Regions from separate parts of the Homo sapiens genome. Here all the other regions are linked to region 1. A link is a loop called in an ENCODE intact Hi-C map of the cell type or tissue named here. Cell type or tissue: endothelial cell of umbilical vein. All regions are shown on one strand. Links, peaks and the distances in the headings refer to the core of each region. The heading gives the core; the rest is flanking DNA.

Region 1 (10,285 bases), core at 2,078-7,077:
CACACACATTAAAACAAGTAAATACAGAAGGCCAATAAACATCTAAAAAATATTTGCCTTCTGTTGTCATCAAAGACACATGGATTACAACAATAGCATGTCTTTTTATTTATTCAGGTTATGAAATTGGCAGGGATTTGAATGCTGAGGTATTAAAATGTTGAGGAAAGTGGCAGGAAACGGGTGGGAATATAAATTGGTACAATTTTTCTGGAGGGCAATTTGGCAGTATCTATCAACTACTTTAAAAATATGCCTATTTGGTAATTTCACTCAAAGAATTTATCATAAGGAAATCAATATGCATGTGTACAAAGATTGCGTGAAGGATATTAACCCCAGTGTTATTTACAATAGAGTAAAACTGAAAACAACATAACTGTCTAACAAAATAAAGTATGGCAGAATACTAGGCAGCCATTAAAATTTGCATTGTACAGGAACTGCTAATGTTGCCAAAAAATGTTCACAATATACGATTAAATGAAAAAAAGGCAGGTTACACAACTGAAAAATTCATAGGGAGGCCAGAACCACACATCCACGGAAACGTAAGATAGCACCTATGACTCGAGTGACACTACCAGTCAGGAGGCAATGGGTGGATAATTCAATGAACCACACTGGGATAATTGATTATCAATATGAAAAAATAAAATGAGAGCATTATAGCACACTAGAGACAAATGTAAATTCCAGATGAAAGAACAATCGTGAAAAGAAAAACTAAAAACTTTTAGAAGAAAATATAGCATCATATCTGTGTGATCTCAGGAAGAGAAGGATTTAAGTGACAAAGAGGGCAAACAAACCATAACATAAAATATTGGCAAATACTACAAGGTTAAAATTTAAAAAAAATCTGTACATGAAAAGATAGATCCCCAAAATGCAAAAGTTGCTACAAATTGGCAGAAAATGAATTCAACGCATAGAAAAGAGGAAGAATTATTTCAGAACATTTGAAACCGAGCTTCTTCAACTTCAATATGCATGGGCATCGCCAGGAGATCTTTTGAAACACAAGTTCCGATTCAGCAGGTTTGGGTGGGGCCTGAGAGTCTGCATTTCTAACAAGACTTCAGGTGCAGTTTATGCCCTGCTCCAAAGATCACACTTTGAAAACGGCAGGATATACAGAACCCCCAAATTGGGGTTCAGCCTGGGAGGCCATCTGGGTTCTTGGCTTCATGCAGGAAGGAATTGAAGAGTTAGCCACCAGAGTAAAGTGAAAGCAAGTTTATTAAGAAAGTAAAGGAATGAAAGGGTGGCTACTCCATAGGCAGAGCAGCCCTGAGGGCTGCTGGTTGGCTATTTTTATGGTTATTTCTTGATCATATGCTAAATGAGGGGTGGATTATTCATGAGTTTTCCGGGAAGGGGCAGGGAATTCTCTGAGGGTTCCCCAGTCTTTCAGACTATTTAGGATAACTTCCAGCTATTGCCATGGCATTTGTAAGCTGTCATGGCAGTGGTGGGAGTGTCCTTTAGTATGCTCATGTATTATAATAAACGCATAATGAGCAGTAAGGCAACCAGGGGTTGCTTTCATCACCATCTTGGTTTTGGCAGGTTTTGTCCAGCCTCTTGACTGCGTCCTGTTTTATCAGCAGGGTCTTCGTGACCTGTATCTTGTGAAACCAGTCCTGCCAAACTCATATCTCACTACAGACAAATGAAAGAATATAACCCCATACTAAATTTGGTGAAGAGTCTGAGCAGGTAATTCTCAGGAGAAACCAAATGATCAATAAACATGTGGTGTGAGTTAGGATGGGGTTGCTGCTGCAACGTGTGTCCCCACAACAGACGTTTCTTTCTTGCTCATATAAACAGGGCAAATGTTCCAGGCTGGTGAAGGGAGGGGCAAAGTTCTCTCTTCACAGCTCACAGGGTTCCTGGCTGTTGGAGGCTCTGCCATCTTCAATATGGTAGTTCCAAAGTTGCCGTAGGAATTAAGCAGCTGGAAAAAGAAAAGAAGGAGAAGGATCCCGCATGGGAGGTTTTCCTGGGCTGGACCTGGGGATGGTAGCAGGTTGCTACTCACATTCTGTTGGTTAGATCACCATTCAAGGCCACAGCTGAATGCAGTTGAGCTTGGGAAATATAGTTTAACTGTGCCCAAGAAAAAGAGGAACCGTGCTGGGTGACTAGCTAGCAGTGTCTGCCACACATCTGAAGACACTGAACTCAGGCAATTAAAACCATAATGTGATTCCATTTCACACCATTGAATTGTCAAAACAAAACATAGGGCCACCAACCAACCACACAACTCCACACAGAGAATGTTCCCTCTCCCACCTCTCCAACCCCTTCCCCTGTTTAGTTTAAAAGTTTTTTTTTTTTTGTTTTGTTTTTTCCTGAGATGGAGTCTCCCTCTGTTGCCCATGCTGGAGTGCAGTGGCACCATCTCGGCTCACTGCAACTTCCGCCTCCCAGGTTCAAGCCTCCTGAGTAGATGGGATTACAGGTGCACGCCACCACATCCAGCTCATTTTTTTCCTTTTTTTCTTTTCTTTTCTTTCTTTTTTTTTTTTTTTTTTTAGTAGAGGTGGGGTTTCACCATGTTGGCCAGGCTGGTCTCAAACTCCTGGCCTCAAGTGATCCGCCTTCCTCGGCCTCCCAAAGTGCTGGGATTACAGGTGTTAGCCACCGCGCCCGGCCTCCCTTTTTAAAATTTTTATTCCATGCATGTATTACCTCTAACATACCGTTAATATCCTTATGTATAATGTTGTTTCCTGTCTGCCTTCCCTCTCTAGACTGTCAACTCCAAAAGGAAAGGGGCTATTTGTCTATGGCGCTAACTTCTGCATCCCTAGTGCTGGCACACAGTAGGCCCTCAACAAGATGTGCTGAGCGGGGAGGCTGAAATAGGGGTGCTCCAGGGGGCAGTCTAGTTTTCCAGTCACACCAGCCCGTAGCCCAGACACTAGACATGTAGGGAGTTCCTGGTCCCTCTAGCCCTCAGCCACTTGGTCATTTCCAGCTTATGGGTCTTCCCAGCTGAGGTCCCAGGCTTCGTGGAGGACAGACAAGTTTTTCCATGTCAGATTCCCAACCCATAGTATTTGTGAGCATAATCAATGACTGTTGTTTTCATTCTTTAAAGTTTTTTGTTTAATTGTAACAGTCAGTTTACTAAGTTACAATTTATATTTAGTAAAACGCATCCCTTTTCAGTAGTTCAATGAGTTTTCCCGACAAATGTATAGTCATGAAACCATCATCACCATCATCACAATCTATAGGACATTTCCACCACCCACAAACTCCCCTCTAAGACCCAAGCTTTGGGGTGGTTTCACATACAGCAACACTCACAGGACCCACATCCTCCTTTCTCTTTATTGTGAACAGTGTCCTTGTTTAGTGACTGTTTTCCCCGCTCTGGAATATCCTTTCCTGTGAGCTGTTGCTAAACCTGTTTCCTCATCAGTCTCCAAGCTCTGTGAGAGCCAGATCTGTGTGACTCGTTGACCGTAGCTGCTCCTATGACTGGCACAGCTTTGGGTTCATAGTAGGTACTCATTAAACCATCATTTCATGCATGGAAGAAGGTGATGGCACCTGCTGGCTCTGGAGACTCGAATTCTCACTCTGGCTTCAATCTTCTGTGGGAAAGTCATGTGACTCAGCCTCAGACAGTCCAAACTCGAGACAGGGTTATAGTTCCCCATGAAAAGGCTTACGGCATGGAGGCGGTTCAGCTCATTGCCTCAGTCATTTGCTTACCCAGTAAATATTTATTGAGCACTGACTATGTGCTGGGCACTATACTAGATGCTAGGGATGCAAAGGTGGACATGAGCAGATAGAGGTCTTATGCTCCCAGGGCCTACCAGCTAGTCGGGGAGTCACATGTAAACCCAGTGAGCACACATGTGTTCTGAGACGCTATGGCAAATGAGGATGTGTCTCTGTCATGAGCTCAGTGGTTCAACAATATTCTTTGGCACCTGAATGAATCCCCATGTTCTCTTGGGATCATTGCTCAGGAGGGAGAATTGTTCTTATTTGCTGTCAAGGTTAGAGATGTTCTGAGAATCACCGTGTTTACACTAACAATAGCTTCTGAAATAAATGCGGGGAGGGCAGAAATGGGCAAAACCACCAGGCAGTCTGTTCTCTTTCATAATCCCTGACTTTAAAATGACAAAATAGACCTTTTGGATAAACCAACCAGCCTCATAAATATTGTCCAGGATTCAACCTGGGGGCACTTGCTTGACAGCACTGGAAATTACAAATGCCTTGCACTTATCCTGCAATGACTTTATGCTTTGGAAGGAAGTGTGCTGTCTTATAAATATTTCCCATTATGGAACTTTTTGGTAAGCTCCTAAAGTAATTTTAGATCTCAGCTAGGTTTGCTCTCCCTGCTGCCCAATACAATATCTTCCAGGACTGCAGCACCCAAGTGATCTAGAGAAAAGAGAAATTAAGACTATTTTCCAGCTTTCTGTAAGCATTTGCATGTGAATGAAGGCATCCTGCTGTTTGATAAATATGATACCTAGGAAAACCATGAGAATCAAAGTTCGCATCCAGTTGGGCGCTTTATGTGTACGTTGTCAAGGTTGCTACAGAAAAATGTGATACTATCCTTGCAAGTATATGACTAATGAGAATACGTATAGCACATCTGAGACGGCTCAAATGTGTAATTATTGTGAGGATTTCACAGACACATAAATATAATGATCTTCAGCTAAGTAAATTGCTAGCTACCAATGAAATAAATAGAGTCCCTTCAGAATTTGAAATAATTTGGAATGGTAGGTGGTAGGAAATGATTCACCTTAGCTGTTATCTCCGGAACAGTAATATAGAAATATATCTGCCAACTCTGGTGCATTTACATTGTTCTTCATATCCTGTAGAGTTTGTCAGAAGAGCTCTGGTCCCTGCTGACTTCCACCCCCTGATCTGATAAGCTACAGCACAGCACGGCTCAGCACTGGGTAGAGCAGCTAATATTGTTTACCGTGGTAGCCATCCCAGCCATAATATTTTTCCAAGAAACACTGATGTGTTTAAAGGTCAGGTTGATACTGATTTGACGGAATAACATAAATTCAACTTTCTAGGAGTAAAATGGTGTACATGACTTGGTTTAAAGGTTAAACTGTTTTTTGTGCACTGGATAGGTCAAAGATATAAGGCTTTAATACACAAAGTATAATTACCTGTTTGGACAGAAAGGAAGATGTGGTCTACGGTTTGGATTTTCGGAGAGATGTTTGAAAACATAGGAATCTATTGATGTCTTGTCGTTCTTGAATACATTTCACTATAGGGAAAAAATAAATCCTACAAGGGTGCTTAATTGGAAGGACTGTCAATTTCTCTTTTTCTACTTATATGACTGCTGGGATTCCAGGAATTGATTTTTTAGAACACGGCCCAACAGTCTAAGAATGTCTTCAGATACAAAGTTCCCTCTGGGCTGGTAAACTCCTGCATAAAAAAAGTACAGAGTAGGTGCTAAATAAAAGCTCGGTAGATGAATGACTTAAATGCATCATTGATTTTAGTCCACAAAGTTGGTTTTAATAAATAAGATGAAAGGTGAATAGATTCCCTGTAACTAGAATCTAAAAATAGATAGATCTGGCTGGGCGTGGTGGCTCATGCCTGTAAGCCCAGCCCTTTGGGAGGCTGAGGAAGGCAGATCACCTGAGGTCAGGAGTTCGAGACCAGCCTGGCCAACATGGTGAAACCCCGTCTCTACTAAAAATATAAAAATTAGCCAGGTGTGTTGGTGGGCACCTGTAATCCCAGCTACTCGGTAGGCTGAGGCAGGAGAATCGCTTGAACCCAGAAGGTGGAGGTTGCAGTGAGCGGAGATGGCACCACTGTGCTCCAGCCTGGGTGACAGAGCGAGACTCCATCTCAAAAATAAATAAATAAATAAATAAATAAATAAACATCTTGGACCCAGAAAGTTTCTTCATTCATTCCTTCACTCTTTTTTGTTTTCACTAACAAAAGAATTCTAAAGCACTTACCACATTGCTGTGCTATGCTGTGTATGGAGATTAACTGACCACATTGCTGCACTATGCTGTGTATGGAGATTAACTGACCACATTGCTGCACTACGCTGCGTGTGGAGATTAACTGACCACATTGCTGCACTATGCTGTGTATGGAGATTAACTGACCACATTGCTGCACTATGCTGCGTGTGGAGAATAACTGACCACATTGCTGCACTATGCTGTGTGTGGAGATTAACTGGCAGGACATGGTCCTGACCTCATAGACTTTATGGGCTGTCTAGGAAGGAAAATAAAATGAGTCGAAGGCATAACAGGAGAATAAGAGGGATAAGGTGGGCCCAGCTGCCCTGCGTGCTGTGCCTGGGGACAGGCCCCACTAGCATCCTTCTCCCCTGTACCAGAGAGCAGCCATCCCCAACCTTTTGGGCACCAGGGACCAGTTTTGTGGAAGACAATTTTCCCACACACCAAGGCTGGAGGGGATTGTTTCCAGATGATTCAAGCACGTTCCATTTATTGTGCACTTTATTTCTGTTATGATTACAGTGTAATGTGTAATGAAATAATTATGCAACTCACCATCATGTAGAATCGGTGGGAGCCCTGAGGTTATTTTCCTGCAACTAGATAGTCCCTTCTGGGGGTAATAGGAGACAGTGACAGATCATCAGGCATTAGATTCTCTCTCTATTTCTTTTTTTGAGAGAGAGTCTCGCTCTGTCTCCAGGCTGGAGTGCAGTGGCACAATCTTGGCTCACTGCAACCTCTGCCTCCTGGGTTCAAGCAATTCTTCTGCCTCAGCCTCCTGAGTAGCTGGGACTACAGGCACATGTCACCACACCTGGCTAATTTTTGTATTTTTAGTAGAGATGGGGTTTCACCTTGTTGACCAGGATGGTCTCAATCTCTTGACCTTGTGATCTGCCCGCCTCGGCCTCCCAAAGTGCTGGGATTGCAGGCATGAGCCACTGCCCTTGGCTCTCTTTTTTTCTTTATGTGTAGAGACAGGGGTCTCATGATGTTGCCTAGGCTGGTCTTGAACTCCTAGACTTAAGTGATCCTCCCACTTCAGCCTCCCAAAGTGCTGGGATTACAGGCATGAGCCACCGTGCCCAGGCTAGATTCTCATAAGGAGCGTGCAAATTAGTCCCTTGCATGCACAGTTCACAATAGGGTTTGTGCCCCTATGAGAATCTAATGCCACTCCAGATCTGACAGGGGGCAGGGAGCTCAGGCGGTAATGCAAGTGATGGGGAGGGGCTGTCAATACGAATGAAGCTTCACTTGCTCATCTGGGCTCCTGCTGTGTGGCCTGGTTCCTAACAGGCCACCAACTGGTACTGGTCGGGGAACCCTGCCATTGAGAGTTCTTTCTCCTGGCTCTGGTCACATTTTATGGGAAACATGTTTCTTTTCCTGAGGACTCCTCCCCGACTTATCAACTCTGACATACAGACCCTCATCCTAGGCTCATTGCTCACCAGCAAGCACTTTCTGAGCTTCTCGGGTCCCGGGGGAGGCTGGACTGAACCGGAATGGGCCCCTTATACCCTAGGGCCCAAGTTCTTACAGTGCAGTACAAGAGCCAGACATTTGGAGTTTGCCTAACCTGCCCACTGGGCCCAGCCAGTGCCTCCTTTCCCTCTTTGCTTGGTGACATGGGGCACTTTGCACTCTAGAGGGTCCTGTGTTCCGGTGGAGGGGGGTGTATCATCTCAGACTGCAGGAGTTGGGTGGGGAGGGGAGGTTGTGGCTCTGATTTTCAATATTAGGACTGCATAAGGGAACTGTGGATACGTTGTCCTTTTGACGCCTGGCACTGTGGACGTGAGGTTTGTGCAGGTGGCTGCATGCCCTGCCACAGAAACCAGCCTCCAGGGCTGCCATGCTTCAGCAACAGCTTAGCCTGCCCCCAGATTTTGCCATCATTTGCATGCCAGCATTTTAGAGGTGAGAATGATGGCACAGCCTTATCTGTGACCACTGTGCAGTATAAGGTTCGTCAACAAGTTCTCCTGGGGGCTGGGTTAGAGAAGAGAAGCACTGGGTGGCGGGGGCAAGGACCAGTGGGGGAAATGGGCTCAGGCAACGGGCGGAGCAGATGGGGGACCACTAAGAGGTGCAGAGGGGAGCTCAAGGGCTTTACTGTGACCTCTGCCCTGCCCACCCCACCCCTGGACCCCCGCCAGGTTTCTGGTGCAGGGATGGGGGCACAGGCACAGGTACTTGGAAGTCGGAGAAATCAAAGTGGAAACCATCTGGTAAGGGAACCATCCCTTCCTGTAGTTTCTGGCGGGGGGCCATGGAGAGGGGTGGTGCTTTTATTTAAGTAGTTTTATTGGACAAATGGGACTCTTAGGACAGGAAGGCTGGTTGGCCTTGTCCGCAGATGGTCATCGCTCCTGAAAAATGGTCCGAGTCTCTTTCTGCCCAGTTCTGTCATGCTTGGCCTTGGGAGCCGTGTTCACCTCTCCATGCATGGCACCAGGTGGGCCCGTGGGCGGGGTCCAGCTGGGTGGAACCTTCCCAAGCCCCGGAGAGGACAGAACTGGAACGGCAAGCCACACAGGTCCCCATGGAAATCTCCAGGTGTCATGTAATCATCAGGCTGTCCTCGAAGTATTCATTTGTACCGCATGCGTTTGATGTATTCTTAACGAGTATTCCATGGAAAGGATACAAATGTTAATTCCTAAAAAAGAGAACAGAATTCTATATGGCATAGAAATATAAACACATAGAATTTTAAAAGTCTGGATGGAGAGAGTTTGGAAATGTGTCTAGACTTATTCTGTACCTTCACCTTTGCTTTCTCCACTTCATCCATTTCTTCTCTGTCCCATCTTTGATTTGTGTCTTTAGGACACAGAGCCGGCACTCACAGTGTGTTTGTTGAATGAATGAATGAATGATGAATGAATGAATGAATCAAGCACAAGTCAGAGTAATACAGCTGCCGGGGAGCATGAGGAGGAGAGACGAATCCCAGTGGAGGGAATCAGATGGGGCTTGCCTGACCCCTGAAGGAAGGATAGAGGGGAACAGCACGAGACGGGGCGGAAGGTGCCCAGTGGGGCTTGAGGAGTAATGAAATCCTCCCTGGTTTGAATACAGAGTGGTAGAGGGATGTGATGAGAGCTGAGAATTTTTTTAATAGATGAAAAGCGCTTTCCCATCTATGGCTTTAAGCACAAGAATGACAATATTCACTTCAAATTTCATAGTGAAAATGAAGGCCCTGTGTATCCTGAGATGTACCTGCCAGGAGATGGGTGCTAGGCCAGCCTCATACCCCGCATAAACCAGGCAGCGTTTCTGCCTCACTAAGTCACAGTTGAGCCCCCTCCTTCTCCCCAGGATACTCTTGCCCCTTCTTTTTGACAGGCAAGGAAGCTGAGGCACAGAGAGGGGCGGTGGCTTGCTCAGCAGATAGAGGCAGAGCCCAGGCTGGCCTCCCCTTTCCCCCTGCAACACCTCCCTGGATCTTGCTATAAATCTGTTCGCCTCCCTGCTGGGGGTATGGGGATGGTCCTTGGATGTGCATCTTTGGCAGAGCAGCAAGAGCAGGGACAAGGAAGACACCCCGCATGCAGGTGCTGCCTCTGGACCTTGTCCAGGGCGAGGACCCCAGTGCACAATGTGTGGAGGCTTGCCAAGTGTCTACCACTCCCTCCAACTGGTTAGCAGGTCGGTGTTCCCAGAGGATGTCTGAAGAGTTCATGGGCTGTGATACATCAACATCCCCCAAATCGTCCCAGGGTCACAACTCAGATATAAAACTGAAGCCAGGGACTGCCTGCTAACAATTGAGGGTAGGTGGGGGCCCTGGATCCCCAGTTGAGCCATCAGCAGTGGGAAGCAACTGGAAGCAGTGTGCACCATCTTCTCCCCAAACTTTCTAAACCAAGCTGGCAAGCTGGTGAGCACCATTGTGCATAGGTAATAACTCAGCCAGAAACAAGTGTCATGATTCACATGCTACAGCTAATGTCTAGCTAATATCCCCCAGCAGGGATGAGCAATTACAAATTCTTGAATTATCTTCACTGTCTGTAACTCAAACAAACAAGCAATCATCTGTTTCCTTAGCTAACCACCTTTGGGGCTATATGGCTAAAAGGTTGGGAGAGAATGGGCCTCTGAGATGGGAACCTGGCATTGCCACTTCCTGGCTATGCCTCTTGGGCAAGTTACAGGGAGGTCCCCTTCCATATAGTAATTATTATAGTTTCTTTAATACTATACGTGTCTTATAGAATTATTGTGAAGATTAAATG
Region 2 (10,285 bases), core at 3,475-8,474, 56 kb after region 1:
GCCATTTCTTGTGGCATTTTGTTTCCGAGGCTAGCCTTTGATCTCTGTATCATCACAGGCCATTCTGCAGCATATTGAGAAATCAAGCTACTGTGTGTTTTTTCCACTTGAGCCATTTGTCGGCAGATACTATAAAAACCCCAGTCGTTTCTCTTGATCTTTATCAGAGATTGCTGTTTTCTTTGATCTCCTCCCCTGTGTGTGACATTTGTGCATGGCTTCCCCATTTAATTGTCTGTCTTTTGGTTGCTGTTTGAGTTTAAAAGTTAATCGTAGCTTTCCTTTTTCTTTTTCTTTTTTTTTTTTAACTCTTCAGTTTTTGAGCCAGTCTTCCAGGTAAAGTATTGTGATTTCCTAATGACGTCTCGTCAGTTAGGTTAGTAATGTCTGCCTCTGCTCAGTTTTGCACAGATAGTACATTTCTGAAGTTACGAGGAGAAACCCCTCACAGAAAAGTCCAGACGGTTGTTGTGCATCTTGGTTTGCCATTATCTGTGTGGAAGACATCAAGGCTGGCTTGCAAAGTGTAAACCCGCCTCCCTGCAGAGCGGCCAGCCTCTCCGGTTCAGCCCAGCTTCCTCAGTTTACCCCCACGCACCTCCTTTCACTGTGACAGCCACCGAGTAGAGGATAAAGTAGAAAAAGGAATGTACACATGCGCCCCCGACCTTCTCCCCACCCTATTTGAATGTTGAGGATCTTTTTACAGATTTCCCTAGCGGTGGGGGCCTCCAGAGCCCACCCCGACGAATGCTGAGGCCTTCTGTACAGTTTCCACAGTTACAGCCACATTCTCCATTGGGACTTCTAACTGCAAATATCAGGGAAAGAAGACTGACATTTAGTTTGGCACATGATATGTGCAATGCGTTAGAAGCATCTCTTGTACAATCAGCAGCCCCATTTTGCACATGAGAAAAGTGAGGCTGATGAAGTTAATAAATGAATTTCTTTCCTCTCCCCGCTGCTCTTGTGCCTTTTTAAAACTCTCGTGTTTTTTTTTTTCTCCTTTCTGTAGTTGTACAGGCACCTCTGGGCTCTCACAGCTCAGTACTCACGTTCGTGTATCAAAATCTATAGTTAAGCTTTGCCCCCTGTGAGTGCAAATGGCTGGCGAGCATGTGCTGCCAAGCAGCGGTCCCCGTGTGGAAGAGGAGGCTGAGAAAATGCAGTCAGGCTTCACTTCAGAACAAAACACTTGAGAACACACTTGAGACAGTACAAAACACTTCAGACGTGGCCGGTAAACAGGCCTGAGCTCCCCGGGAAGGACCACATGGGCACAGTGGACCTTTTCCCGTTCTGTTTCCTGGTATCCACATCAGCATTCGGAAGATGTCTGGGCACAGCGGAGGGGTCCCATAAATCACCAGGCCAGCAGACTCACCTCCAGGGTGGGGAAGTCTTAAACCTTCCCCCGCCATGTACCCCACAGAGTACGTTATTCAAGGACAGGCACCTCTAATGACCATCAGCACCCTGGGGGACCGTGTGGGGAGTGGGGCACACAAGGACCTGTATGACTGATGACAGACTCTTCCTCTGTGACACGCATCACAGTTGTGATTAAATAAGTTTGGGTAGGTATTTGCTTACTGTCTGTTTTCCCTAGGAAACATCACGCTTCTTGTGAGTAGGATCTGTGACTGCCTGACTCTCCGCAGCACCTCTGCAGAGCCTGGCATGTAGAAGGTGCTCAGTGAATACTGGTTGAGTGAATAAACAAGGTATTTATGCAGGGTGGCTTTTATTGGATGAGCTACGAAAGATCCCCTGCGGTGCTGAAGCAAAGGCCCCCAGGTGGAGAGGGGAAGGCGACCTGAGGGGAGAGGAAAAGAAAGTTCTATCAGGGAAATGAATCCCTCAGAAGTGGGTGGCTCAGTCAACGGCGAGTGGAACGGTGTCAGTTGGGCTCAGGGTTCAGACTGGCAGCTGGGCGAGAGGCCTGGGAGGGGATGTGTGGGGAGACAGGGCCTTCTGCGTGGGGCTGGCAGCAAGCAGGACTACAGGAAAGGGCTGGGCAAGGGCAGGCCATCTCCAAACTTCCTGCTTGAAAATATCAGGAAAAGGGAGGAATAAAGGAGGGACAAAGAAAAAGGAAGAGGACCGAGAAGAAATGGAAGGGAAAGAGGATGAGGAAGACACAGAAGAGGGAAGGAAGGAAGGGAGGAAGGAAGGGAGGGAGGGACGGAGGGAAGGAAGGAAGAGCAAGAGAGGTAAAATGGACAAAGGAAGATGGAAGGTAGGAAATAATGAAAGGAGGAAGAAAAGAGAGGGAACGAAGGAAGAAAGAAGGGAGGGAAGAAAGAAAGGAAGGACAGAGGAGAAGGGAAAAAATTATCTTCTATTGACAGAAAAACCCTGAAGACCAGGAGAACATGGTTATTTTATAAAACGTCACAAAAGGTAAGGGGAAAACAAACAGTGGAGAAGCGGGAGCAGCTAATCTGTGATCTTGATGGAGAAGAGGTGCTGCGTATGTATCCATAATGAAAGACCAAGATTGACAGGAGGAAGATGGGCCAGGCAGGAGGGTATAAATAGCAGCGCTGGCTTATTTGTAACTTTCATTTTTAGGTAAGGATGATTGGCACATGGATGGCTTGGATGAAGGGAGCCCCCTGATCTTTAACTTGCAGGTCACATGGAGAAAACTTTGCAAAAATGCTCCAACATGGAGATGTCAACTTGAGTGACAGCCCTGTGCGAGGTGCCTTGCTCCGGCTGCCTTCTTTACATGCATGGCTTCACAGAAATGATGACTGCCATTTGAACAGAAAGACATCCTTCCCAACCGGGGTCAGGAAACTGACAGGGCCCACCCATTAATAGAAATAACTGTCATTTAAAATAAAATGCTTGGTGGAAAACTTCAGAAATCTATTAGATAACATGGGGCCTGTGATCAGGGCACCCATGAATCACCGTAGAGGATGCTGGTGCTCAGATATGGCGCAATGAATGGGCAACGGTCACATCCCCAGCAGTCGATGCAGCCAGCCATATGGCTCCCTCATGCAGAACATGCAGGCGCCTTCTCCTGATTTACAGCCCCTACATCTTAATCAGGAGCTTTCCTTGTGGGACAATGCAGGAGGGGATCTGCATGAAAGGATGAATGACAACATAGTTTATGATTTGAAAACTTCTTACAGCAAAAACTTTTTTGGTGCTTGGAGTTGTTTGGAGAAGGTTCTTTCCTGTCAAAACAACCAAGCCAGTCATGCTCACTCCTGAGAGTGAGCTCAAAGCTCAGAACCTCCTCTGATCTTCCATGATGTCTTATTTTTTGACCAAATAAAATATTGCATAAGGGACAACACTATTCAAAGGGTTATCATGGCATCTAGGCAGTTTTCCTTAAACATTAAATATATTTCTTAATTAGAGGGCTCTGAACTATACAAAAATGGTGGTGCTTGATGGTAGGTTTGCAGAAAGTGGACGTTTGTGGCCTGTTCTTGGGTGTATGATGTCTGTGGTTTGTGCTCAGACTGGTGGTGTAAATTACAAACATTGGTGCCATGCCTTATGCATCCATGATCTCATTTGATACAATCTTTAGAACAATAATAAGATAATGATTAATGTGACCCATTTCACAGAGGAGACAACTAAGGTGCAGAGCAGGTAAATGACTCTCCCAAGAGCAGCCACGTTGAGAGGAAGGAAGTTCTTGAACTCCAAGTCCTCAGACTGCATTCACTGGGACAACTCTGAGATGTGGGTGTTATATCTGTCACTCGGTAGATGAGAAAACTGAGACTCAGGGGTTGTGCAACTAAGGAGAAGTATAAAAGGAATTCAAACTTTGTCCATGCTCCATTCTATGAAGAGCTTTCAAAGACGATGTCAGCCTTCTATTGCTAGGCAACAAATTTTCACAATTGCAGTGGTTTAAAACAACACTCATTTGTTATCTCACAATTCTATAGGTCAGAAATCATGGGCTCACCTGGGCTCTGCTTAGGATATCACAAGAGAAATCAAAGTACCAGCTGCTGGACTCTTAGCTGGAGGCCCTGGGGGGAGAACCAGCTTCTGAGCTTATCCAGGTTGTTGCAGAATTCAATTCCTTGTGGTTGTAGGACTGAGGTCCCCCTAACATTACTGACAGTTGGATGAAGTTTGTTCTCAACTCCTACAGGATGCTATCCAGCTTTTACATGTGGCTCCCTGCATCTTCAAAGTCAACAACAGTGTTTTGTTTTGTTTTCTGTTTTTTTTTTTTTTTTTTTGCTTAACTCTTGCTGATGTCCCTTTCTACCACCAGCCAGAGAAAATTTTCTGGTTGTGTTAGACCCATCCAGATAATATCCCCATCTTAGGGTCAACTGATTAGTAACCTTAATCACAGCTGCAAAATCCCTTTGCCATATCATGTAGCATAATCAGAGGAGTACTATCATATACACATGAGAGGGAATTACACAAGACTGAGGGCCATCTTAGAACTCTGCCCACTACAGAGATCATGGGCTGGGAATTGCCAGCTCTTAGGTGCTCAGCAGGGCATCCTTGGTTGAAGGGAACACACCAAATCCTTCCCCCCAGGAGGTTGAAGCTGACTCTATCTCTACTCAGGGCACCCATTGTTCCTGAGCAGTAAGAGGTAGCTGGAGACTGCATGCTCCTTGGGGGCTGGGGATCCAGCCACTCACTTGCTCTGGGACCCTGCCAGGCCACATTCTCTCTGAGGCATCATTGTGTTCTCTGTTAACAGGTTTGGGGCCCAAAATTGAAGATTGCATCAGGCCCCACAATGTGCAAACACTGTACTAGGCACTGTGGACAACCCAAGAAAGGAATGAAGCACGGTTCCTGCTTGCAGGGCGCTTACACATTCAATCAAGGAAATAGCCCAACTAACCAGAGTCCAACAGACCCAAGGTTTCCAGGATGCAGCTTCCTTTCAGTACCCAGCCAACAAGTCCCAGGCTGTCCTGCAACTAAGGACGTCTGTTTTTGTCAGAACCCTCAATCCCACTCCCACTCCAAGAGTTTCCAAAAGTCTCCAAGAAATGCACTGGCTTGGTGAGCCCAGCTGAACTGAATCTTAGCACTTCAGCTATGTGTGTCCACTCCCTCATGCCACAGTCATGATCTAGGCTGCCAGAGCTCTCCTTATACATCCCAAGTGTGAACACGGGCACTTAAACTTAATTCCACAAAGTTTAGCAAAGACCAAACCATGCTGATGGCCATGGGGATCTGGGGGTAGCATCAGGGTTTACAGTGCAGTTGAGGACAATTTTTAAATCACCTCTTGAACAAACATCTAGAGTGCATTGGTTGTGGCCTTCATGGGATCCCCTTTTGGCTCTCCTTAGGTGTCCAGCCCAGACACTACTCCCAACAGGGCTGGCCAGGTTCCCACAGGAGCGAGGGGACAGCTTTCATCATATTCTTCCAACCCTCAGTGGATTCAGCTCAGAGGAGGAAAGAAGCCCACATTTCCCTCATGACTGGTTTCCCATCAGCATCATGGTGATCTCGGTTGAGAAGGAACCTCCTTGCCTGGTGCAGACAGCCTTTGAGCGTCAATCCACAGTGCTTGATCGATTGCACTGTGGCCTCATCCTCTCCATGCCAGTGTGGGCTTGGGGTCTTCTCTGCAAGATCACAAGGACACTGAAGTGTCCTTTCTACCCTCTAATAGACAGGCGTGCAGTCTTTCCCCAGAGACAAAGTTGACCTCCACCTAAAGTGAAGGAGGAAATTGTGGGCAACTTTACAATTGCGGTTTCCCTCCTTTTTAGCCATTCTGGTTTTTAAATATATATATCAGGGTGAGCTCAGTGTCAGAGAACCCAGTTAGCAAACATAAAATGAGACATGGGATGCCATGAAGGAGTGTCCCAGGATGAGTTCCCTGGAACAGACTCTGAGGTAGAGAACTGCATGTAGGTTTCTTGAGAGATGGATCCATAAGGCAGTAAGGATTGGGCAGAAGGAGAAGTGGATCTACAACAGATACAACAGAGGCCCAGCTGCTCCGGTGGGAGCTCTGAAGCCAGGGTGACCCTTCAGCATTGTCCCCAAATGGAGGGAAGTAGGCTGGGCTTGGTTTCCCTGCTTCAGCCAGTCACCAGCCGTAGGCTGCCTCTGCAAGAGCTATGACCTTGGGCTGGGCTATTCCCTGTGGCTAAATGCAATTGCCAGTGAGGGCTACAGCTGGGGGAATGTATGCTTTGGTCCTAAAGAGGGGATCTGGGCAGAGTGCCCCAGAATCCACTATAAGGAGGCACCAAGAAAGGCTGAGGGTTACAGAGGAAGTAGAAATACATCCAGGAAGGCTTCCTGGAGGAGGATTAGCAATGTATGAGCAGCATTTGGAGAAACAGTATGAGGTGGAGAAGGGGACCTGCCTCACAAACGCTGTGGGCCCAAGATCTGTGCCCACCTGAAAGCCTGCTGTGATTGTGAAGACTGACAACAACTCCTCTTGTCTCTGGAAAGCAAGAGGCTTGGGCTTTGTGAATGCCGGGATGCCTGCAGCTCTAACAGGGTTTGACCCCTTGATCTTCTGTCCATCAGAAAAATGCACAGGGAAATAAAAATAATGGAGAGGTTAATTAATGGGGCCTGCAGACTTCTTTTTAACCTCCTCCACTTCACTATGTCAATAATAACTTGAGAGTCGACTTTCCCCAGGATGTTCCAAAGCGTGACTAATTGCAATAACACCAAACACATTTCCCCTCTTCTCCATCCTCTCCAACTTGAAAAATGATTTTGCCCTTTTCCAGATATATGATACAAAATGGCTGAATTTGTTTAAACACAGCTACAGAGTCAGAGTCAAAGCTCACTTACTAAGACCTGGGCACCCTCAGTGACTCCTTGGCACTTCTTTGGAAACCAAGCCCAGCAATACCTTGAGAAACTGATGCGCTGCTGTGGACATGAGGCCAGAGACCTATAGAATTCCCTGCTTCCATTATAAAAATGCTTTCTGAGAATTAATCTAGAATCACATAAACAAGATTTCTTCCTCTGAAAATAAATTTTGTTTCTAAGTCATTTACACTGTTTTTCCAAAGGCTTTATAAATACATTTATTTGTTCATTTTTATTTAAATCCTGAGACACGTGCCTCTCAAGATCAGTCGGAGTAGAAAGTTCGGTGAGGACCGGGCAGTTTACATGGCTGTGTGGGAAGTGCTAAGTGTGTCTGGAACACATTAGGGACACATGAGGCTGTGCTCACCACATGCCTGTCAGCTCAGAAGATCAAAGAGGAAGCTCTGCCATGCATTTAGTGTGTTCCTTGAACGGAGTTCTTGTTGCAGATTACAAAAACGGCCATAATTTGTTTAACTTCCTCTATCTGCCCCTTGGATAGTCCCCTCCCACACTGGCTCTGCACTGGCCTTATGTCTTACGTGGCTCCTGGGACATTAGCAAACAAGCCACCAAAGGCTTTAAAAAGTGTTCACACATTGGGGCTGGCTCTCTTGCTGCCCTGGGAAGCTGGGTTCATGAGAGCACATGGCTCAGCCATTCGTGTTGCCCGTAGCCATCAACTACCAGACAGGTGGGTGAGACCAGTCAGCCTCCACTTGATTCCTAGCTGACCATGAGTGGGTAGTGTCTCGCTGAGATCATCAGAAGGGCGTCCATCTGCGTCCAGCCCAAACTGCTTACCTATAGCATTGGAAGTGAAAGAAATGGAGATCTTAGGACACTCTGGGAGTGCTTTGTTATGTGGCAAAAGTGAATCAATTCAATATTCACCCTCAGTCTCTCCACCTATAAGATGGCGGGAAGTTGCCTCCTTCCTAGGTTTCTTGAAGCTTAAATGAGTCCTGGCCCAAAGTAGGTGCTCCAAATTTGTTCCATCCCTTTTCTGCAAAAGATGAGATACAGTGTGCAGTTGGTTGAATTACTGGCCCCAGTTCTTCCCCCCTCTCTACCAGCACATCCTTGCCACGACCCTTTTAAGGGAGTGCTCCTGTCCTTTCACCTTGGACTTGGCTCTTGTTAACGATATCTGGGCAGAAGTGGCAGCGACTGGTTTTGAGCCTACACCTTAGGCGACCTGGAGGGTTTCCATGAGCCCTCGAGTGCTTCCTGCTATTTTCATCAGAAGCACATGCCCTGGAGAGGCCCCTGGCTGCAGAAGCAGGATGAGAGCCATGTACTGGTAGAGCTGCTGCCAAAGTTTCCCCAACCAGAGCAGTTTGGAGTATAGCTCAGCCTAGATCGGTTGATGCCAGCTGCCCCACACATTGCTGAGAATGCTTCATTGTTGTTTTAAGCCACCAAGTTTTGTGGGGGAGTTTGTTACCCGGCATCATTGTGGCAATGGCTAACTGATACAGACAGGGTTTCAACTCACTGCCCACATGTGAAAGTCTTTGGTCTGGACAACTCCTACAAATATTTGGAAACAAGGCCAAAGGAGAGAGGGTATAGCAAGGGTTGGTCCCCTCAAGTTAACCATTGCAGAGTGCTCTGTTGGGAGCAGCACAGTGGAGAATGATAAGCCTTTCTACAACTTAGGGACAATCGGCATGTCTCTGGTGCTGTTAAATACTCTATGCATTAGCCTTTGTAACCCTCAAAGCAGTACCAAGAGGCAGGTACAGGAATCATACCTGCTCCCTGAGTCAGGAAACAAGCTGAGTGAGATTGAGAAACACAGCCCAGGGCTCTGGGAACAGGGCTCTTGAAGTGCAAGATCCAACCCACGGTCAGTGTCTCACACTCAGCCACAATTTAGCAGCCCAGTTCTACTTGGTAACACCAAAATCCCCCGGGTTTTCAGCTATTGCCGGACTGGGGTAGTGCTTTGTGCTTATTGTAAAGGCTCACAACACTGTTGCCTTGAAATATAACATTTCCATTCGTGAATTGAAGAATACCATTATGCAGGAGAACATTTCTTTATGCCCAAATTCTGTATTCATGACGGGTGTTCCACAAATTGTTTCTTTTCATGAGAAACCTCTGTGCAAATGCACGGCAGAGTACCCACTTCTGTGCACACGTTGAATTTTCACAGCCGAGTTGGCTGCACCTTCAAAAAGAGCGAAGTATTGTTAGGCCGCGAGAAACTTCCATGAACAGATAGTAAGGTATGGAAAGTCACTGCAACTGAACGATAAAATTGGAACTCTGGTCCTTGTTGCATGGTTTTCTCCGATACAGATGACTCTATCAGTAGGGGATCATATCAGTTATTTGCCAAACTTGGACTCCTTTAAGAATGAAAAGGGGCTGGGAGAACAGGTGCAACTGAGACTGTTATAGGTAAACCAGGAGTGCGGTCACCCCATCCTGCTAGGAGACTCAAAAAATAACAGCAACTGACCTTTGAAAGGACTTTAGCACTTACAGAGATGCTTCCCATACTCTGTGAAGCAGTATCAGATCATCATTTTACAGATGACAAAACTAAGGCCCAGAAAATGGCATTTAAGTGGCGTGTTAAAAATCACGTGTGCAGCAAAGTGGTGATTCCAATCGAGGTTTTCTAACACCAGATCTTAGATTCTTTCTTCTGCAGGATTTTGTGTCCATCAAATCTCCCATGACTTGCACATGGAGATTACGTGATAAATATTTGTTGGAGGAATAAGTGAATGTAACAGCCAAAGAAGTAACGAGTAACACAACCGTGTTGTATCTTGTGATTTCATATAGGGCTCAGAGGTATTTTGCAATGTAAGAGAAAGGCTCTGTTCTGTTGGAACTTCTCTGAAATTGCCTAATAACTTAATTGGTCTTTAATATGAAGAGGTTCCGCCAATATCCCCTTCTTCTGTTCTTGGGTTGCTAAAAAATGAGTACTTTGTTCTTTCCGGCGTGGGAGGATTTGGTTGATCTCTGTAATCAGCAGTAGTGGGAATAATATCTTTTTATGCATTCTCTGCCTCCCCTCACCCTCTCCAGCCACCCTTTTTTCCTCCTGAGTTTGATGCTCTTCATTGTGGTTCCCCTTCTGCTCTGTGTCAGGGGGCGCTGCTACCTTTTATAAAGACCTTGGGAGGCTCCCTTTTCCCCTCCAAACTTTCCACCAAGGCAGCGTCTGCTGTAAACAATTATAAAATCAGTTAAGTGGTATCGTTCCCCAAGTGCTTCTTTCTAACATTAGTTTTCATTTCTCTGAAAAAAAAAAAATTACGCCTAAGAATTGGAGGCAGTAGGCAGTGAGGTGGTAACAGTATGTCCTACGAAAATATTTTGGCCATGGCATCTATGATAGCTTTTAATGATTGTTTTAAACAATAATCTTTTTCTAGAAATAAACTCATGACAAAGATGGAACACATGTTCTGAT
Region 3 (10,285 bases), core at 2,550-7,549, 71 kb before region 1:
AATAATGCATGTAAAATGCTCAGCACACTGGAACCTCGTGAATGTCCACTAAGCAGTCATTCCTGCTCTACTTTTTCTTTCTTCCTTAACATCTATTTTCTAACATACTACAGAACTTATTCTCTTATCTATGTTATTTTTCTCCCCTTGCTAGAATATAAGCTCCATGGAGCTGGGATTTTTGTCTATTTTATTCACTGATGTATCCCCAGTGCCTAGAACAGGATCTGGAGCATAGAAGGCACTCAATACATATGTGTTGAAGTAATTATATTATACTAGAAACCTCTAAACAAATTCTTGTTGGCTCCCAATCCAATTCCTTTAGCCCCTCCGGCCTATGAAATGAGAAGAGTCCAGGAATGCATCATTTACTCATCTTCATCACTTGAAAACTTTCCCTTTCCAGCTTCACGCTCTCCCCCAACTCTTGCTCTTCTGATGTCACTTACAGAGCCTGTGGGATTTTTCACTCTTCTACCATCTTCAGGAAACATTTGGGTCACTCCTAAGTGTGAGGTCTTAGCCTTGTCGGCCAAGCACTTCTCTCCTTTGCTCTTCAACATGTATATTTCATGGCCGACAAGCCTCAAGCCTTTCCCATTTCTGATTTCTACAATTCATTCACAAAAAGAATGTTAAGGGGAAATCACAGCAGTAGACTCGCAATGAGAAACATAATCAGAGAAAAACCTGACGTCGACTTCTTTTAGGGTAGCAACAGGTAAAAAATTGTTAAAATTTTAATTTGTTTCAAAGAAAAACAGAAAACACTTCAGCAAATTTGGGTCTGAAGGCTTTAAAAAACTGATCTACCCACTTGGATACAACCTTGGCTAAGCAGCTTAGTCTTTCTAAGTCTCAGTTTCTTTGTCTGTAAAATGGGAGCATAATGTACCAAGGGTAGAAGACCATGGTGGGGGATTCACGACTCATTAACAAGTGCTCAGTACAATGAGTGAGCACATAGAAACCACTTAACATATATACACTTTGTATGTATGTGTACATATACGTGTATACACACAAATGTATACCTTGTTTCATTCCACAAAAATTTAAAGCATGGAAAATGTACACAATAAAATAATACAGTATAAATCAAATAGAAAGTTATAACTAGTTTTATAAATACTTTAGAAAGAGAAGAGGCTGAGTCTGAGAACACATATAACATAGACATAATATTAGGTATATTTCCAGGATTATATGGTAGATATTTGGGCACCACATTTGACTCTGAGTTCCCTGGCAGCCAAAGTAAAATGAGAGATAATGTCAACTCCATAAAGCTAAGTTCCCATGAAAAGAAAAATGTAAGTTGCTCAGATTAAGTAGCTTTCCCTCTAGCTATTACCTATGTATCAGTTACAATTGTTAGCCTGAATTTTATAGAAGGCTGACTAAAGTGACTACAGTGTCTTAACCAAATAGGGATTTATATTTCTTAAGTAACAATGAAACCTAGAAGTTGGCCATCCCAGGCTAGTACAGCTGCTCAAGGGAGTCATCAGCAGCTCCCTTTTCAGCATTCTGTTTTGCCATCCTTAGTGTGGGATGACTCCAGCTCCAAACAGTGAATCCACAACTCAGGCAGGGAAATAAGAGGAAGGTCAAAGGACAAAAAGATGGAAGGCGCCTGTCACCTAAGTCTGCCCCTTTTTATCAGGAAAACAATACTTTCCTGCCTTCCCTGGAGCCTGCTCCCTAGACCTCTGCTTCCATCTCACTGTGTCACATGGCCAATTTAGCTAAAAGGGTGTCTGAGGAGGTGTTTTTTTTAACCAACCACATGGCTGCTGTGAATGAAGAACCTGAATTCTGTGGTAAGGGGGAAAGCGAGAATCAACATTTCATAGGAAGAAATTTTATTTTATCCTTCTATCAAGACCCCAGAAACGTAGCCCAGTCCCTGGGTTTTAGGGAGAAAGGCACTGTTCCCCAAAGCTTGGCTTGGGCCTTTGGCAAAAATCCTTTCTGCTGTCAGCACCTAAGAGCATAAAAAGAATAGTGCTGATCATGAAGTTTCCCAAAGTAACTTGTAGACGAGGAGGGAAAAATTAAAGAAATTATTGGCTTTGAGTCAGCTGCAGCCCATTTGGGAGGACCGTAATTGCCACATTAGAGGTGACAGTCATTTTGCAGTTGACCTTGCTGGTTGCAATCTAGCTATTGCCAGGTAGGAAAGACTTTTTCCACACACTTGCCCCTTCCTATTTAATATTTCAGTCATTGAGTGACTGAACGAAGCAAAAATTTCACCGCCAACTTGTTAAAAAGCTGTATTTCACGGTTACAATATCTAACAGAAGGGTTTATTTCACAGCTATCATGTTATAGCCATTAAATATATATTTTAAAAGAGCGAAATTAAAACGCTAGAGCCATTTTTTACAGTGATTTAGTCTACAGACCTGCTGAATACAAATGAACCCAACTCAGTTGTCATTTAACTGGTGAGAGACATCATTCTTGATGTTAGAACAGCCTCCCCCAACCCCCAGCCTGATTTTCCACAACTTCCGAGAGGGAAGTGTTGACTCAGTCAGACTGGAGGAAGGGTGAAGGAAAAGGTTCAGAACCCGAAGACCCTTTGTATTATTTATATTTACCTCTAAAAATATTTCTTTGGAAAACATTTTAAAAATAGAAGATAGAATGAATGAGAAAGATATAGGTTGACTTTGAACACATTTCTAGAATATATTAAGAGAGGAAAGCAAGGTGCAAAGCAGTATGTATGATATAATCTGATTTTTGTAAAGCAGTGTAAGTCTTCTCACAGGCATAGGTGTTTGTATGTGATCATATGAGTGCTTGGTTGCTAATATTGTTATCTGGGGTTGGGGAGTGCGACAGGAAGCAGAGAAGAAAGCAACCCAAAGCTACCGTAAAATAATAAGGCAGAGGAGGGGCGTCAAGATGGCTGACTAGAAGCATTGCGTGCCCGCCTATCCCACTTAGAAGAACCAAAATAGTGTACAGGCAGTCACACTTCAAATATGTTATCCAAGAGAGAACGCTGGAATTCAACAGAGAAGTGACAGGAAACACCGTACGTGGGGAAAGAGAAAGGAAAAAGGCAGCCTGCCTGGCCGGGATCGGCTGGGAGCCAGGAGTGACTTCCCAACATGGGGAAAGGGTAAGTGAGTAAGTGAGAGACTTCCGGCAGCCCACATGCCCACTGTAGAAATGTGTAACTCTGGCCATGGAGAACTTCTCGACCCTTCTCTCCCTGAAACTAACAGAGAGAGTCTCCCGGAAACTGTGGGATGGAACTCCTCTAGGGAGGAAGGTCATGCTGGGTTCCTTTCTGAGACCCAGGCTGCTATAGCAAGGTGCCATTTTCAAATCTATCTTTTGACAGACTGCACGCTCTCCTGGGCCCCAGAAGCATCTGGACTGAGGCATTATGGAAACTTGGGCTGTTGCTACTGGGACTGAGGAGTGAGCTGAGAGCACTTCCACAGTTGAGGCTAAGAAGCAACTGAGGCACGGGCTGCAGCTGCAGCTGCTGGTGCTGGGTAGTGAGCACTGCCAGGAGACTGGGGTGTGAGCGAGGCACAAATTGACACTGGAACTAAGTTGTCAGCTTGGCGGGGGCGGGGGGGGTGCTCCTGTAGCCAGAGCCAAGGGGAGCAAGCTAGACATGGGCTACTGCTGCCAAGGTTGGAGGGCAAACCCTGGCAGGACTGGAGCATGAGAGGGATGTGTGTTCCCCATGCACCAGCCCAGACTGTGGCCACCAAAGACAACCCCTCCCTCCAGTGACAGGGCCTCAGCACAGCTGCTACCACCTCTCAGCTGAGCACTCCACCTGGGGCCTGCTCCTGCTCACGATGGCTGGTGCCTGCTGTCATATTTTGGGGGCCTGAGCGCAAGCCCACCCAGCCGGGCTTTGCCTCCTCTTCCATGACAGAACACAGAGCCTCACGTCCTTGAGCTTGCCCAACCCATCTACCACCTTGAGTACACTCCTCCCAGGGAACTCAGATTGGGCCTAAACTCCTGGCCACTACCATCTCAGCTGGCCCCCATGTGCAAGCACCACCTGCAGTCCTAGAGACTGGCCTGCCCAGCCCATCGCAACCACTGCCAACATCAATGCACACCACTCAGGACCCAAAAAATTATCCTGCCACTGCTACTGCCATCACCCATGCCACACCAGCTGCCTAGGGGCCTGAGAACCCACCCACCTGCCTCGTTCATTGCTGCCACTACTAGTATCAAAGCAAGCCACCGGGAGGCCCAAGAATTGGCCCACCAAGAACTGCCAAAACAGGTGCCAGCTTATACTACTCTGAGGCACAAAGATAGACATGCTCAGCCAACTGCTGCCACCAATGGGGCCTGAAGACTGACCTACCTGGCATCTCAGTCCCCAGCACAACTTCATCACAGCCTCTACTGTTAACCACACCCTAACACACTGAGGAAATCACAGGTACCACTAATTGTGGTTACAGACAAAGAAATCATATAAAGCCTGCATGACTACATGCATGCAGAATCAAAGCCAAAGTACTCTATCCAACTGACACCATGGAAACATCTTCAGGAAAATGTCCTCCCTTATAAAAGTAAATTTAAAAATAGGAAGAAGAGACTGTTACACCAGATGTGCAGATAGCAATGTAAGGACAGAATAAACATGAAAAAGCAAGGAAATACACTTCCAAGAGACAAAATAATTCACCAGCAATAGATCTTAATCAAAAAGAAATTTCCCAAATACCAGATAAAGAATTGAAAATATTCATTTTAGGGGCTGGGTGCAGTGGCTCATGCCTGTAATCCCAGCACTTTGGGAGGCCGAGGTGGGCAGATTATTTGAGGTCAGGAGTTGAAGACCAGCCTGGCCAACATGGTGAAACCCCATCTCTACTAACAATACAAAAATTAGCTGGGCATGATGGTGCATGCCTGTAATCCCAGCTACTCAGGAGGCTGAGGCAGGAGGATCAATTGAGTCTGGGTGGCGGAGGTTGCAGTGAGCCAAGATCGCACCACTGCACTTCAGCCTCGGCAATAGAGTGAGACTATGTCTCAAAAGAAAAAAGAAAAAAAAATTCATTTTAAAGAAGCTCAGTGAGATACAAGAGAAGGCTGAAAAATAATACAAAGAAATCAGAAAAATAATTCAGGATATGAATGAGAAATTTTCCAAGGAGAAAGATATTTAGAAAAGAAAAGAACCAAATAGAAATTCTGAAATTGAAGAACTCATGGAAGGAAATACAAAATACATTTGAAAATTTCAACAATAGACTTGATCAGGAAGAAGAATCTCAGAACTTGAAGACAGGTCTTTTGAAATAATCCAGTCAGACAAAAATAAATAAAAAAGAATTGAAAAGTATGAGCAAACTCTTTGTTACATTTTGGATAACATAAAGTGATCAAACATTTAAGTTATCAGGATCCTCCAGAGAAAAGAGACAAAGAAAAGATTAGAAAACCTATTTAACACAATAATAGATAAAAACTTCCCAAGTCCAGAAAGAGATCTAGACATTCTGGTACAAGAAATTCAACAGTCCCCAGGCAGATACAATACAAAAAGGTCTTCTCCATGAAATGTTATAGTCAGACTATCTAAAGTCAAAGATACAGAACAAATTTTTTAAAAAAGCAAGGGAAAAGCATTAGTCATCAATAAAGGAAACTCCGTCAGACTAACAATAGGTTTCTCAGCAGAAACCTTACAGGTCATAAGACAATAGGATGATATATTCAAAATGCTGAAAGAAAAAACTGCCAGTCAAGAATGCTATTTCTAGCAAAGCTCTCCTTTACAACTGAAGGAGAAATACAGTCTTTCCCAGACAAGCAAATGCTGAGGGAAGGACTTTTTTACCATTAGATTGACCTTTTGAGAAATACTCAAGGGATCCCTGGAAGTGAAAGGACAATATTTACCATCATGAAAACATACAAAAGTATAAAACTCACTCGTAGAACAATCACACAAAGGAGGAAGAGAAAGGATTCAAATTGTACCACTACAGAAATCCACCGAACCACAATGACAAGCAGTAAGATAAAAAGAAAGGAAGAAAGAAGATGTAAACAACAAGAAAACAATTTAATAACATGATAGGAACAAAGCCTCACATATCAATAATAACTTTGAACAGAAACCTTAAATTATCCATTTACAAGATACAGAATGGCTGGCTGAATGGAATTTAAAAAAAAAAAGATCCAACTATATGCTGCTTACAAGAAACTCACTTTGCCAGTAAAGACATATAGATAGACTGAAAATAAAGTCATGATAAAAAGATATTCCATGCAAATGGAAAACAAAAGTGCACAACAGTAGCTGTACTTAGATAAAACAGTCTGTAAGTCAAGAACAGTAAAAAAAATACAAAGAAGGTCATTATATAATGATAAATGGATCAATCCAGCAAGAGGATATAACAGTTCTAAATATATGGCTATCCAACACTGGAGCACCCAGATTCATAAGGCAAATATTATTAGATCCAAAGAAATGGACTGCAATGCAATAATAGTGGAAGTCTTCAATTCCCTACTCCCAGCATTAGACAGACAATCTAGACAGTAACTCAACCAAGAAACACTGGATTTAAACTGAACTTTAGGCCAAATGGACCCAACAGACATTTACAGTTCATTCTATCAAACAACTGGAGAATATACATTCTTTTCATCAGCCTATGGAACATTCTCCAGGATAGACCATATGTCAGGCCACAAAACAAGTCTCAGCAGTTTAAAAAAATTAAAGTCATTACATATCTTCTCAGACCACAGTAGAATAAAACTAGAAATCAATACCAGGAGGAACTTTGGAAACTATGCAAATACATAGGAATTAAACAACATGCTCCTGAATGACCCCTGGGTCAATGAAGAAATTGGGATAAAATTAGTGGGGAGGGGCCAAGATGGCCAACTAGAAACAGCTGTGGTTGGAGGTTCCTACTGAGAAGAATGAAAATGGTGAGTGAATCCTGCACTGGCAACTGAGGTATCCTGATTCTGTCAGAGACTGACTAGGTGGTTGGCATGACCCACAGAGAGTGAGGAAAAGTAGGGTGGTGTGTCTGCCCACCTGGGAGCCACATGGGGTTGAGTTCCCACCCCCAGCCAAGAAGGGTGGTGAGTGATCATCTTGCCCTGCCCTGGAAACCATGCTTTATCCATAGATCTGTGCAACCCATGGATCAGGAGATCCCCCTCATGAGCCCACACCACCAGGGCCTTAGGTCCCAAGCACAGAGCTGTGCAGATTCTCAGCAGCCACTTGGTGGGGACTGCCTAAGACTACCGAGTTCCTGGGGGGAGGGGTGGCCATCATCACCGTGGGTGCCTGCTGCCTAAGACGACTGAACTCCCCAGGAGAGGGGCAGCTGTCATCACTGTGGCTGCCTGCTAAGACAACTGAGCTCCCAGGGGGAGGAGTGGCCACCATTGCTGTAGCTCCAGTCTGCCATTTTTACCCTGCTGGTGCTGGAGAGACTGGACCATGTGGACCCAGGAGGAATTTCCCACAGCACAGCATAGCAGCTGTGGCAGATCGTGGCCAGACTGCCTGTTTAAGCTGGACTCTGGTCCATCCCTCTTCACTGGATGAGGACTCCCTGCATGAATTTCAGCAACTCCAGCCAGGGGTTTAAGGACAGAACTCTTGTCTCCCTGGGACTGAACCCCTGTGGGGAGGGGTGGCTATGGTCTCCCTGGATCAGCAGACTTAGTCTTCTCCCCTGCTGGCTCTAAGGAACCTGGGCAATCTGGATGAGCGGAGATTCCCCCAGCTCAATGCACCCACTTTGCCAAGGGGCAGCCAGAGTGCTTCGTTAAGCAGGGCCCTGGTTCCCATGCCTCCTGACTGGGTGAGACCCCTCAGTCAAGTTACACAGGAGTGTTCCTGCTGGTATCAGGTCAGTGTCCCTCTGGGACAGAGATCCCAAATGAAGGAGCAGGCTGCCACCTTTGCTGTTCTGCAGCCTCCACTGGTGGTAATTCCAGGTGCCAGAGGGACCCAGGCAAATAGGGTCTGGAATGGACCTCCAGCAAACTGCAGCAGTCCTGTGGAAGATGGGCCTGACTGTTAAAGGAAAGACAAACAGAATGCAACAAAAACAATAGCATCAACAAAAAAGTCCCTGTAAAAATTCCATCCAAAGGTCAGCAGCCTCAAAGATTGAAGCTAGAAAAACTCACAAAAAGGAGAAAGAATTAATGAAAAAATGCTGAAAACTCAAAAAGTCAGAGTGCCTTTTATCCTCTAAATGATGGCAACACCTCTCCAGCAAGGGCACAGAACTGGGCAGAAGCTGAGATGGATGAATTCACAGAGGTAGGCTTCAGAAGGTGAGTAATAACAAACTTCACTGAGCTAAAGGAGCATGTTCTAACTCAATGCAAAGAAGCTAAGAACCATGATAAAACATAACAGGAGCTGTTAATCAGAATAACCAGTTTAGAGAGGAACATAAATGATCTGATGGAGCTGAAAAACTCAACATGAAAACGTCACAATGCAACCACAAGTATCAATAATTAAATAGACCAAGAAGAGGAAAGAATTTCAGAGCTTGAAGACTGTCTTGCTGAAATAAGACAGGCAGACAAGAATAGAGAAAAATGAATGAAAAGGAATGAACAAAACCTCTGAGAAATATGGGATTATGTAATAAGACCAAACCTATGACTGATTGGGGTAACTGAAAGAGACAGAGAGAACAGAACCAAGTTGGAAAACGTACTTCAGGATATCATCCAGAACTTCCCCAACCTAAAAAGACAGGTCAACATTCAAATTCAGGAAACACAGAGAGCCCCAGTAAGATATTCCACAAGAAGATCAACCCCAAGACACATAATCATCAGATTCTCCAACGTGGAAATGAAGGAAAAAATGTTAAGGTCAGCCAGAAAGAAAGGCCAGGTCACTTACAAATGGAAACCCATCAGACTAAGGGCAGACCTTTCAGCAGAAACCCTACAAGCCAGAAGAGACTGGGGGTCAATATTCAACCTTTTTTTTTTTTTTTTTTTTTTTGAGAGAGAGTCTCTCTCTCGTCGCCCAGGCTGGAGTGCAATAGTGTGATCTTGGCTCACTGCCACCTCCACCTCCTGGGTTCCATTGATTCTCCTGCCTCAGCCTCCTTAGTAGCTGGGATTACAGGCACCTGACACGATGCCCAGCTAATTTTGTATTTATAGCAGAGACGGGGTTTCACCATGTTGACCAGGCTGGTCTTGAACTCCTGACCTCAAGTGATCAGCACACCTTGGCCTTCCAAAGTGCTGGGATTACAGGCATAAGCCAGTGCCCAGCCTCAACATTCTTAAAGCAAAAAATTTCCAACTCAGAATTTCATATCTGGCTAAACTAAGCTTCATAAGTGAAGGAAAAATAAAATCCTTTTCAGACAAGCAAATGCTGAGGGAATTTGCCACCACCAGGCCTACCTTGCAAGAGCTCCTGAAGGAAGCACTCAATATAGAAAGGAAAAACCATTACCAGCCACTGAAGTACAAAGACCAATGACACTATGAAGAAACTACATCAACAAGTCTGCAAAAATAACCAGCTAACATCATGATGACAGGATCATATTCATAGATAACATTAACCTTAAATGTAAATGGGCTAAATGCCTCAATTAAAAGACACAGAATGGACAGCTGGATAAAGAGTCAAGACCCACTGGTGTGCTGTATTCAAGAGACCCATCTCACGTGCAAAGACACACATAGCCTCAAAATAAAGAGATGAAGGAAAATTTACCAAACAAATGGAAATCAGAAAAAAACAGGGGTTGTGAGCCTAGTTTCTGGACAAAACACACTTTAAACCAATAAAGATCAGAAAAGACAGAGAAGGGCATTGAATAATGGTAAAGGGATCAATTCAACAAGAAGAGCTAACTATCCTAAATATATATGCACCCAATATAGGAGCACTCAGATTCATAAAACAAGTTCTTAGAGAACTACAAAGAGACTTAGACTCCCCACAATAATAGTGGGAGACTTTTACACCCCACTGTCAATGTTAGATCATTGAGACAGAAAATTAACAAGAATACTGAAGACTCAAACTCAGCTCTGGATCAAGGGGAACTGATAGATACCTACAGAAGTCTCCATCCAAAAAGAACAGAATATACATTCTTCTTGGTGCCACATGGCATTTACTCTGAAACTGATCACATGATGGGAAGTAAAACACTCCTCGGCAAATGCAAAAGAAGTGAAATAATAACAAACTGTCTCTCAGACCACAGTGCAGTCAAATTAT

The links. Hi-C counts contacts between places; a loop is a spot of excess contacts. Peaks named below come from ENCODE experiments on the same cell type or tissue, not always from the same donor. Only the 100,000 strongest peaks of a DNase experiment are listed, where the experiment ranks them.
Region 2: a loop joins it to region 1, with 6 times the contacts of the local background. A loop is called at or near these places in 1 of 110 quality-filtered maps.
Region 3: a loop joins it to region 1, with 2.5 times the contacts of the local background. A loop is called at or near these places in 1 of 110 quality-filtered maps.

The regions. Positions count from the first base shown.
Region 1 is chr10:125,601,235-125,611,519 of GRCh38, reverse strand. It overlaps LOC102724793 (a long non-coding RNA gene), which reads right to left. Exons shown (of 3, transcript XR_428823.2): 3 at 8,268-8,700. It also overlaps a transcript of TEX36 not described here. Among named protein-coding and RNA genes, the nearest start is that of TEX36-AS1, 32 kb to the right of the region's middle. In endothelial cell of umbilical vein, for the core only: no CTCF peak of the experiment used is centred there; DNase peaks (open chromatin) are centred at 3,439 and 4,929; H3K27ac peaks cover 1,700 bases.
Region 2 is chr10:125,546,890-125,557,174 of GRCh38, reverse strand. LOC124902522 (a long non-coding RNA gene) reads left to right here and starts at 1,651. Exons shown (of 2, transcript XR_007062333.1): 1 at 1,651-1,727; 2 at 2,355-2,870. In endothelial cell of umbilical vein, for the core only: no CTCF peak of the experiment used is centred there; a DNase peak (open chromatin) is centred at 6,584; H3K27ac peaks cover 1,383 bases.
Region 3 is chr10:125,672,466-125,682,750 of GRCh38, reverse strand. The region is part of intron 1 of TEX36 (testis expressed 36); the gene reads left to right. Among named protein-coding and RNA genes, the nearest start is that of TEX36, 5.6 kb to the left of the region's middle. In endothelial cell of umbilical vein, for the core only: no CTCF peak of the experiment used is centred there; no DNase peak of the experiment used is centred there; H3K27ac peaks cover 1,238 bases.